Regions from separate parts of the Homo sapiens genome. Here region 1 is linked to region 2. A link is a contact called in ENCODE Hi-C data. All regions are on one chromosome and are shown on one strand. Each heading gives the region's core, a stretch centred on a gene start or an enhancer-like site at or near the end of the contact. The rest is flanking DNA. Distances are from core to core; before and after follow the strand shown.

Region 1 (5,405 bases), core at 637-3,136, 280 kb before region 2:
CAGATGGATGGATTTCACAGATATAGTGATGAGCAAAAGAAGGCAGGCATGCAAGAGTACACAAGAGTATGGTTCCATTTATGTGAAGTTCAAGATTAGGCAAAATTAATCTATGGTTGTGGAAGTCAGAATGTGGTTACTTCTGCAGCTGGTATTGACTAGGAAGGGGCACAAGAGAAACTTCTGGAGAGCTGGAAATGTTTTGAATCTTCATATGGGTGGTGATTACACAGAGCCTGTATATTTATCTATCTATCCATCTCTATCTGTAGATATTAATCAAGCCATATAATTAAGATTTGTATGCTTTGCCACATATATGTTACACCCTGTTTTAGTCCGTTTGAGTTGCTATAACAAAATGCCATAAACTAGGTGGATTATAAACAATAGGAATTTATTTCTCATAATTCTGGAGGCTGGGAAGTCCAAGATCAAGGCACTGGCAGAGTCAGTGTCTGGTGGGGGCCTGCTTTCTCAGGGTTAACGATCTTCTGGCTGTAACCTCACATGGCAGAAATAGCAAGGGGTATCTCTCTGGCCACTTTCATCAGGACACTAATCCCATTCACAAGGCTCTAACCTCATGACCTAATCATCTCTCAAAGGCCCCCACCTCCTATACCATCATTTTGGGGATTACGATTTCAATATACAGATTTTGGGGGGACACAAACTTTCAGATCATAGCACATCTCAATTTAAAAATTGCTAAATTAGGCAGGGCGTGGTGGCTCACGCCTGTAATCCCAGAACTTTGGGAGGCTGAGGCAGGCAGATCATGAGGTCAGGAGATTGAGAACATCCTGGCTAGCATGGTGAAACCCTGTTTCTACTAACAATACAAAAAATTAGCCGAGCGTGGTGGCGCACGCCTGTAATCCCAGCTACTTGGGAGGCTGAGGCAGAAGAATTGCTTGAACCCGGGAGGCAGAGGTTGCAGTGAGCTGAGATCATGCCATTGCACTCCAGCTTGGGCAACAAGAGCAAAACTCCATCCCCCTCGGTAAAAAAATATTGCTAAATTAAAAAAAATTGCTGAGGGGGCACAGGGAGACAGGTACACAGCTGGCTGCCCTATAAATTGATAAAAATCTTTTGGAAAGCAGTCAAGTAATATGTAAAGAGAGTTAACACTTGGCATTCTTTCCTCTACTAATTCACTTTTGGTAAGAAATTTTTCTAAGAAATCAACAGGAAAGAATTTACAAACCATTTGTACAAATACGTTTAGAACAATATTATCCATAAAAATGAAAAACTCTATATAAACCAAAAGTCCAATTATTGCGAAAAGTTTAAGTAAAGTATGGTAAGATAATATAATAGAACTGTGTATGGTCTTTTTAAATTATCTTACAACTTATTCAATACATGAAAAATTATATAAAAATTAATGTTGATTCCAAAATCAGAATGCAAATATCAGATACCAAATTATATCAGTTATCTATTATTATGTACAAACTACCTAAAAGTTAATGACTTAAAACAAGAACCATTTTATTTACCCACAATTCTGTGGGTCAGCAATTTGGGCTGGGCTCAGCTAAATGGTCTCTTGGTTGGCCTGGTCTGGGTTTACTCTTGTGACTATAGTCATCTAGTAGCTCAACTCAAGTTGGATGGTATAAAAAGGCCTTGCTCACATGTCTGGTGTTTGAAAGTGGGCCTTTCTGTCTCCACATGGTCTGTCATAGCAAGGAGGCTATTCCAAGCTCCTTCACATGACGACAGCAGCATTGCAGGAGGGCAAGAGCAGAAACTACAATCTGTTGGGCAAAGCCGTTCATAAGACCAACAGAGATTCAAGAGGAGACGCAATCAACTTCACCTCTAGGTGGCATGCCTCATACTACCACCTGTATTATCTTTACAAAACAGACCTGTCCAGGTAACCTGATGAGGAAATTAAGTACCATGTGTCTTCTAGGTTGCAGACAGAAAGGAAACTCTGCCTCCTTTCCCATCCTTGGCAGCCAGGGCTCTGTGTGCTAATAGGTTGGGCACCAAGTCTGAGCCCTTGGAGAGACAGCAGGAGAGGCTGAGGGTTGAGGCTGAGGTGAAGCTAGGGTGAAGGGGGATAAGAAAAGGGATGGGAGGAATATGTGGTCATTAAACAGTCTACACACCAATGATTCACAGCCAATCTTAAAGTGAAGATGTACATCATATATGTTTACACTGATAAGGATTGGAGAAACATCCAAAAAAGCTGTAGCAGGTTGTTTTATAGGTATGAATTTTTTCCTCATAAAATTGTCAGTTTAAAAAAAGCCCTAAGGGAAAAAAACCTCGCATGCCTAAATATATTCATTTGACTACACTAAATGGGACACAGAAGAATATTTTATGTACAAGCAGTACTCATAAAAGATACCAGATGAGCAAGTCCAGAGCCTCAGATTCTATATTTAACAACAAAGCAGACAATGGCAAGGACCAGATCGGCTTTCTTGGAAGCTTTGCACAAAGATTTTCCAAAAGATTTTTCATGGGTTGTTATAGAAGAAAATGCTACATACCTGCTTATAAGCAAAGGTTTTTTTTTATTTCCCCTAGACTTCTGAGTAGCATTACCCTATGCCACCGAAACAGCTCTCTCCACACTACATTATTTTAGTTTTCTTCCACTCAGTGAACATTTGTCCTCACATTCTTATTTCTTTCTTTCTTTTCTTTTTTTTTTTTTTTTGAGACAAAGTCTCGCTGTAGTCCCCCAGGCTGGAGTGCAATGGCACGATCTCAGCTCACTGCATCCTCCGCCTCCTGGGTTCAAGCAATTCTCCTGCCTCAGCCTCCCAAGTAGCTGGGATTACAGGCACCTGCCACCACGCCCGGCTAATTTTTGTATTTGTAGTAGCGACAGGGTTTCACCATGTTGGTCAGGCTGGTCTCGAACTCCTGACATCAGGTGATCCACCTGCCTCGGCCTCCCAAAGTGTTGGGATTACAGGCGTGAGCCACTGTGCCTGGCCTCACATTCTTATTTCTAGAAAACCTTTGTACTTCATATCTGAACTCATTTGATGCCCATTATTGTATTTCTTTTACCATTTTGATTTGATTTCTTCTTGCCTAGATAGATGCCTAGGACTTGTCCTAGATATATGGATATACAGCTCCTAAAACCTAATGTGGCTAAAACTGAATTCCTTTCCTCCCACAAGCTGTTGCTGCTCTCCATCTGCTTCTGGTAATAGCACCCTCATCATTCCAACCACATCCCAGGGTCAAAACTCTGGAACTTTGTTCCTTCTCACTTTCCTGCTAACATCCAGTTGGCTTTCTCAGCCAACTGAATCAACTCCTGGAAAGTCTCTCTGGTTGCTTCCATTCTAATCCCCAAAGGGCCCCAATTCAGCCTTCATCAGCTTGTCTGATTATAACTGCCCTTCTCTCTCTCTCTGTGGTTCTTTTTCATGCCTCATAGTGCCACCTGTGTTATCTTTACAAAACAGACCTGTCCCGGTAACCTGATGAGGAAATTAAGTATCATGTGTCTTCTAGCTTGTAGACAGAAAGGGAACTCTGCCTCCTTCCCCATCCTTGGCAGCCAGGTCTCTGTGTGCTAATAGGTTGGATACCAAGTCTGAGCCCTTGGAAAGACAGGAGGAGAGGCTGAGGGCTGAGGCTGAGGTGCATCTAGGTAATGGTGTCATGCCCTGCTGCTCAAAATGTGGCCTACAGACCAGCAGCACCAGCAGCACCTGGGAGTTTGTAGAAATGCAGAATCTCAGGTGCCACCCAGACCTACTGAATCAGAATCTGCATTTTAACAAGATCCGTATGTGATTGGTGCACACTGAAGTCTGGGAAGCATTGTAAGGGATACCTTTTGTGCCTCACTTTCAACGCTTTAAATCCCCTTGGCCTCACCTCTGACTCCAGCAGTAATCGCTAGTAGCAGTGGTCAGCAGCGTCCAGCTCACTTATATATCTATACATTGCCTTGCACTCTTTCCCTCATCGGCTGCCCCTATCTCTCACTCTTTCTTCTGGGTCAACTTCCCAAATAAACTATTAAATCCAAATCCTTGTTTCAGGTTCTCCTTCCAGGGAACCCAGCCTTAGATGATTAAAAAAATTGAGGAGGGCCTGAAGAAGCAGGGCAGCAGTGCTCTGGAGGTGGCAGAATCACAGCTGGTGTTAACGAGGTAAGAGTTCAGGGCCTACACAATGAGCACCAGGTTTGGGGAAAACACAGCTGAGACTCCTAGACCTCAGTTTGGCAAAGAAGTGTGTCCCACCCTAGGTTACCTGCCTTCAAGGCAGGGCCAGCTTCATGGGCCTATGATCTGTGCTGTCACACAGGGCCCTGTACTCCAAAGGGCCCTGTGTTTGGTGTAATGCTCACTTGTTACCATTTTGAAATTCTTAGTAATTTTTGAACAAGGGGCTGTGTTTTCATTGCATACTGAGCCCTGCAAATTATGTAGCTGGTCCTGATCCTAGGGTGGGAAGAGAGAGCAAAGTTCAGACCACAGGCTGAAAGATTCCTCTTTAGGAAACCCGTAAGCTCTCAGAACTCATATGATTCTAACAGAGTTGAGGGGTTGGGAAGAATGCCTCCTCACCACTGCCATGTCCAATGAGACTGGGATTTTTTGCCAACTCTGGCAAATGGGGGCTGAAGCAAATTTGATTTGATTTTGGAACACAAAGGAATGTAACATTTCTTGCACTTTAGTGTTGCAGAACAAACTCTGAAGCCTTCCATGAAGATTTTATTATGTCCGTCTTGTGTTTAGAGTTCTGTAGTGGCTCTCCATTACTAAGAAACTAAACTATAAACCTCATAGGAAAGCATTCAAGATTCTGCTGATCTAACAAGATCTTAGTCCTGCTGTCCACTAAATCCTCTTTGCGACCTTAAACTCTAGTTCCAGTAGTTAATCTTCCATCCACCTCTGTCCTTATCCACCTGGAATCCACACCATTCCAAACAGTCAACCACTGATACGAGTTTTTTTGTGAGTATTCAGAAATTTAAAAAATTTATACAAGTAAATAATATGCACTTTGTTTTCCTTTCTTATATATATGGTAGAATACTATACCCATTCTCTTCTATTCTTCATGCATTCTCTTATGCTACTGTCCTTGATCTGGAATATTTTTCTATTCCATCTCCATCATTAATTCAAACAGCCTTCAATACCCATTGCAAATACCTCTTCTTGAAGCATTCCCAAATCCTACTATGTAGTTGCAATTAAATATTACCTTCCAAGGGCTGGTCATGGCAGCTCACACCTGTAATCCCAGCATTTTGGGGGACAGGAGGCAGGAGGATCACTTAAGCACAGGAGTTTGAGGTTACAGTGAGCTATGATTGCATCACCGCACTTCAACCTGGGTAACAGGCCAACACCCTGTCTCAAAAAAAAAAAAAAAAAAAAAAA
Region 2 (5,010 bases), core at 1,008-3,507:
TCATCTCATGGGCATGCATTGAGCTGTAAAACCACAGTAATTTGCTGAAAATAACTGGATCAATATACCTTTTTTATGAAACTTTGACTAAAGTGGTTCATTTATATTATCAAAAAGCAAATAGCTTGTTCCAACTGGGTAAAAGTTATATAAATATATCACCGACACCATCAAAATAGAATTCAAAAAATACCGACTTACTATTTCACTGACTTAATTTCCTCCACTGCAAAATTTAGCATGCATCTGTGTCGTAGGTAATTATTTATCTCATCTGCTCATAATAGCAACATCCTTCTTCCGGGAAACTGCCCCCTAGCCACATGAGTCTGCCATTTGTGATACTCTGTGTTCTGGCCACCAGTGAATGCAGGTGACACAAGTGGAGTATTAACTCCCAAGGGCTTGGTTTGGGCCGGGAATTGACACATGACCTAAGCCTGGCCAATCAGAGTTTTCTTGTTAGATTTTTATCATTCAAACTTGGAAAGGAGAGCTGTGGTTGCACACGGTGTGGATGTAATGCTGGGACTGCCCACGGCCACATCCCTTATCTTATGGAGAAGCCAGTCTAAGAAAACAAAGCTAGCAAGGAGATAAGAACAGAGCCCCAAGGACAGTATGAGAGTCCTGGCGGTTTAAGCCCTGGATCCAGCTGAACCTACTCTTTCTATAGTCTTTCTCCCTGAGCCAATACATTTTACCCTTGTGCCTAAGCTAATTTAAAGAGTTTTGACCAGCAAATCCTTGTAGGCAGAAGATATATTTTCTATCAATCTGTGCCTCTTGGCATCTAGAGCAAGTGAGGGTTTTAGGAAGACCTGCTGATTGATTAAAGACTAATTTATTAGACAATTATCCGAATCAAATTTAACTGAGTCATTTCTTTTCTCCAAGACAGGCATGCAAGTGTGCACGAGCATATGCACATCACATACTCACATACACACACAGACTAAGTTTGGTGGCCAGGCATGGTGGCTCATGCCTATAATCCCAGCACTTTGGGAGGCCAAGGTGGGAGGATCGCTTGAGCTCAGGAGTTTGAGATCAGCCTGGCCAACATAGCAAAACCCTGTCTCTACCAAAAAATACAAAAATTAGCTGGGCATGGTGGTGTGCACCTGTGATCCCAGCTACTTGATAGGCTGAGGTGTGAGAATCACTTGAGCCCAGGAGGAGATCTTGAGATCACGCCACTGCACTCCAGCCTGGGAGACAGAGTGAGACCTCATCTCAAACAAACAAACAAACAAACAAACAAAAATAGACTAACTTTAGCATTCCCCATTTAGCAGACCTGGAGAGTGTGCATGTGTGACCGAGTGTACGTGCACACACACACACAGTCATCCAACTCACACAATACTCTTTTCTAGGAATACAGAAAAGCTTCACAGGTCATACTGGCAAAACCAAGTTGTTTTTTCTTTCTTTTTTTTTTTTTTTTTTTTTTTTTTGAGATGGAGTCTCGCTCTGTTGCCCAGGCTGGAGTGCAGTGGCGCAATCTCGGCTCACTGCAAGCTCTGCCTCCCGGGCTCACACCATTCTCTTGCCTCAGCCTCCCGAGTAGCTGGGACTACAGGTGCCCACCACCACGCCCAGCTAATTTTTTGTATTTTCTAGTAGAGACGGGGTTTCACCGTGTTAGCCAGGATGGTCTGGATCTCCTGACCTCATGATCCACCCGCCTTGGCCTCCCAAAGTGCTGGGATTACAGGCATGAGCCACCACGCCCGACCAAAACCAAGTTTTTTAGGGAATGTTTTCACATTATGTATAAGATGGGGAAGAAAAAGAGTATTATACAGCTTTCATTTTGTTTCAGGGACTGTGCTTTGTGTTGTAATATATTTCCTCTCATTTTCTTACCACAAAATTCTATCAGGTGCACATTATTATCCCCATTTGACAGATGAGGGAGCTGGAGACATGAAGCTCAAGGCCACACAGCTGCTATCTCTATCTGGAATTCAGCATGGACCCTGGCTTGTGGACTATGCTGCCTCCCTGTGGACTATGCACTGCTCCAGAGGCAAAATGGAGACCACAACAATCCATTTCTTGAAACACAGCCTAAGTTTCTAGAATCAAGATAGGTGCATAGCTAAAGTATTTGTCTATGCAAATAGAAACGGGCACAACGGAAAGACCAGGGTCATGAAGGGAAAGTCAGCGAAGGGCGAAGGGGGTGGGGGGCAGAGAGCCAGGAGGTTTGCTGAGGCATTAACCGAGTCCCACGGCTGGCACTGGCTCTAGACTATGAGCTCACCCATACACAATGATCATGGAGCCTGTGCCACCTGATCCAGGGCTTGGCACAGGGTAACTTCTCAGTGTTTCTGACTGAACTGGGGGAGATTTATTGAATAGCATGGGAAGGAGTAGCAGTCCTCAAAATACTGCCTCCAGTGTTTTGTCCACGAAGATGAAGAAAATAACCAGATCTTGCAGCAGCACTGAAAACTACGACCAACAGGCAATCAATAGACAGATAAATTGGGATCTGATTATGAGGCAGATATAACCATTTTGAGGAAAGCACCCAAGCTACAGCTCCTGGTACGAACCCCAGCTTTGCCTTCTGAGTGCTGGATGTAAGTAAGCAAGCTTGATTCTTCCATCTAGGTTTTGTCCTTGGGCTCAGACACACAAAACATAGGAAGAACAAAAGCTGGCATTTAATCCACCCTCTAAATCCCTTGGATATTTATTTATGCACTTTGTGCATTTTTTGTACACTTCCCTTCTCTTTTATACCCTCCATTCTCACATCCCATATTTCTGGAGATAGAGGCTACCAATTCCAGGGAATGGGGCAGTAAGTGAGTCTTGTGTATGTGTATGTTGAGTGGGGGTTGGGGGAAGTGAGTGTGTGTATAGTACATCTTGGGAAGTTAGTTCTAGGAGTAAAGAATTATCGGGCCAGGTGTGGTGGCTCATGCCTGTAATCCCAGCACTTTGGGAGGCCGAGGCGGGCAGATCCCCTGAGATCAGGAGCTCGAGACCAGCACGGCCAACGTGGTGAAACCTAGTCTCTTCTAAAAATACAAAAATTAGCCAGGTGTGGTGGCAGGCACCTGTAATCCCAGCTACTCAGGAGGCTGAGGCAGGAGAATCGCTTGAACTCAGGAGGCAGAGGTTGCAGTGAGCCAAAACTGTGTGGGAGAGACCCAAAGGACCTTGCAGTAGTTCATCCAAGATATTCCATTCATTTAGGGAAACAGAGGAATGCAGACAGGGAGTATGAGAAAGCTGCCATATGGGTAGTGCAACGCTTCCCTGGGAAACAGGCAGGGAAATCAACCTACTCCAAGCTGTAGATTTGAGAAGAGAAACCAAGCACTGTGGAGATGACGACCCACAGCCACCCACCCCCAAATAGTCTGTGTGATCACACCTTGCCTTGTTTGATGCGGAGTGAAGAGAACTGGATTTATAACAACATTTAAAGTGACATTTAAATAATTTAAAACAATATTGGATTTACAACAAAATAATGATTTTTTTTTAACATAGTCTTGCTCTGTCACCCAGGCTGGAGTGCAGTGGCATGATCTCAGCTCACTGCAACCTCCACCTCCTGGATTCAAGCAATTCTCCTGCCTCAGCCTCCCGAGTAGCTGGGATTACAGGTGCGTGCCACCATGCCTGGCTAATTTTTGTGTTTTTAGTAGAGATGGGGTTTCACCATGTTGACCAGGTTGGTCTCGAACTCCTGACCTCGTGATCCACCCGCCTCAGCCTCCCAAAGTCCTGGGATTACAGGCGTGAGCCACCGTGCCCGGCCCTAGCTATCTTTCTTTTATCAATTTCTGATTTAATTCTATTGTAGTCTGAGAGCAGATATTGTGTAGTTTCTGTTGTTTTAAACTTGCTAAGATAGGTGCATGGCCCATAATGTGGTCTGCCATGGTGAATAGAATATATTTTTTACTTTTTAGTATGTGGAAAAACAGTATAATGAACTATATTTTCATCACTAGGCTTCAACTGTTATCAACACATGGCCAATCTTATTTCATCACTGGTTTCTCTCTTCCTGGCTAATTTAAAGCAAATTTTAGAAATTATATCATTTTATCAATAATTGCTTCAGTATATATTATAATGTGGGCATCACCATTGAGAATGTGGTCCTTAGGAATTCAACAAAATCATCCTGTACCAAGACCCACTGATATCCTTGCCTTTACCTACCCTACTCTATGCCCTATACCTTGGCCCAGGCTAGATGAATCTAATTTGTCTCTGTGCACTGAAAGGACTCTGCAGGTGGCTGATATAAATATGCCTTTGGGAAGCTACTTCGGGTGGCCAAGGGGACAGTATTGCAGTTGGCAGTCTGACTCCAGCTGTCACCACTTGTGAGCCATGTAGCCTCAGACAAGGCATTTAACCTCTAGAGCTGTATCAAGGTTTTTCTCTTCTGATTAAATGGAGAACATAAAACCTACTTCACCAAATTGTTATGAAGCTTAACTAAATAAAAGTGAAAGTCAGGTTAGTCATTATTATCACAGTTTATGCAGCAACACAATCATGTCAGGGAAGTCTTTAGTGTAGGGATTTCTTTTGCATACAGGAAGCCCTGTGCCAACTTTAGAGAGTCCAGAAAACCCCATGAAACCACAAGACCTAGGCACCAATTCCCAGAACAAGGCTGAATTTAGTCCCTGATAGAGTCTGAATCCTGACTATGGCAAGCTAGGCAACTCAAACTGTCCATTGTGAACTGGGCATTATCTAATCCACTGAGTCATAAAATTGGAATGTGCAGCAGTACTCAGTATAAAATGGAAATGGTGTTTACAAGATAAGGCCCAAGCAGGTATAAAAGGCTCAAGAATATTGCATAAGCAGGTGGCTCACCCTCCCACATTTTTTGCTTCTACTACTTTACCACCTCTCTCAGCCCACACCAGTGGCCTCAAGGGGAGTTGCCTAGGACTAGCTGACAGAAGAAGAAAAAGCACAGGCTTGGTTTGCAGTGGGTCTGCATGATAGGGC

Evidence for each region. Hi-C counts contacts between places; a loop is a spot of excess contacts on that map. Pooled maps may share reads with other maps.
Region 1: a loop to region 2 is called in a map of Caco-2, with 30 times the contacts of the local background. The contact joins two enhancer-like sites. A Hi-C loop is called at or near these places in 2 of 168 maps with a recorded cell type or tissue (Caco-2 and Calu3) and 5 of 50 pooled maps.

Annotation. Positions count from the first base shown.
Region 1 is chr2:86,672,277-86,677,681 of GRCh38, reverse strand. The region is part of intron 2 of RNF103-CHMP3 (RNF103-CHMP3 readthrough); the gene reads left to right. Among named protein-coding and RNA genes, the nearest start is that of RMND5A, 45 kb to the left of the region's middle. Within about 2 kb of position 1,886, at least 4 of the 41 ENCODE cell types and tissues checked have a DNase peak (open chromatin) inside an H3K27ac peak, as active enhancers do.
Region 2 is chr2:86,393,623-86,398,632 of GRCh38, reverse strand. No RefSeq gene overlaps it. Among named protein-coding and RNA genes, the nearest start is that of KDM3A, 45 kb to the left of the region's middle. Within about 2 kb of position 2,257, at least 3 of the 41 ENCODE cell types and tissues checked have a DNase peak (open chromatin) inside an H3K27ac peak, as active enhancers do.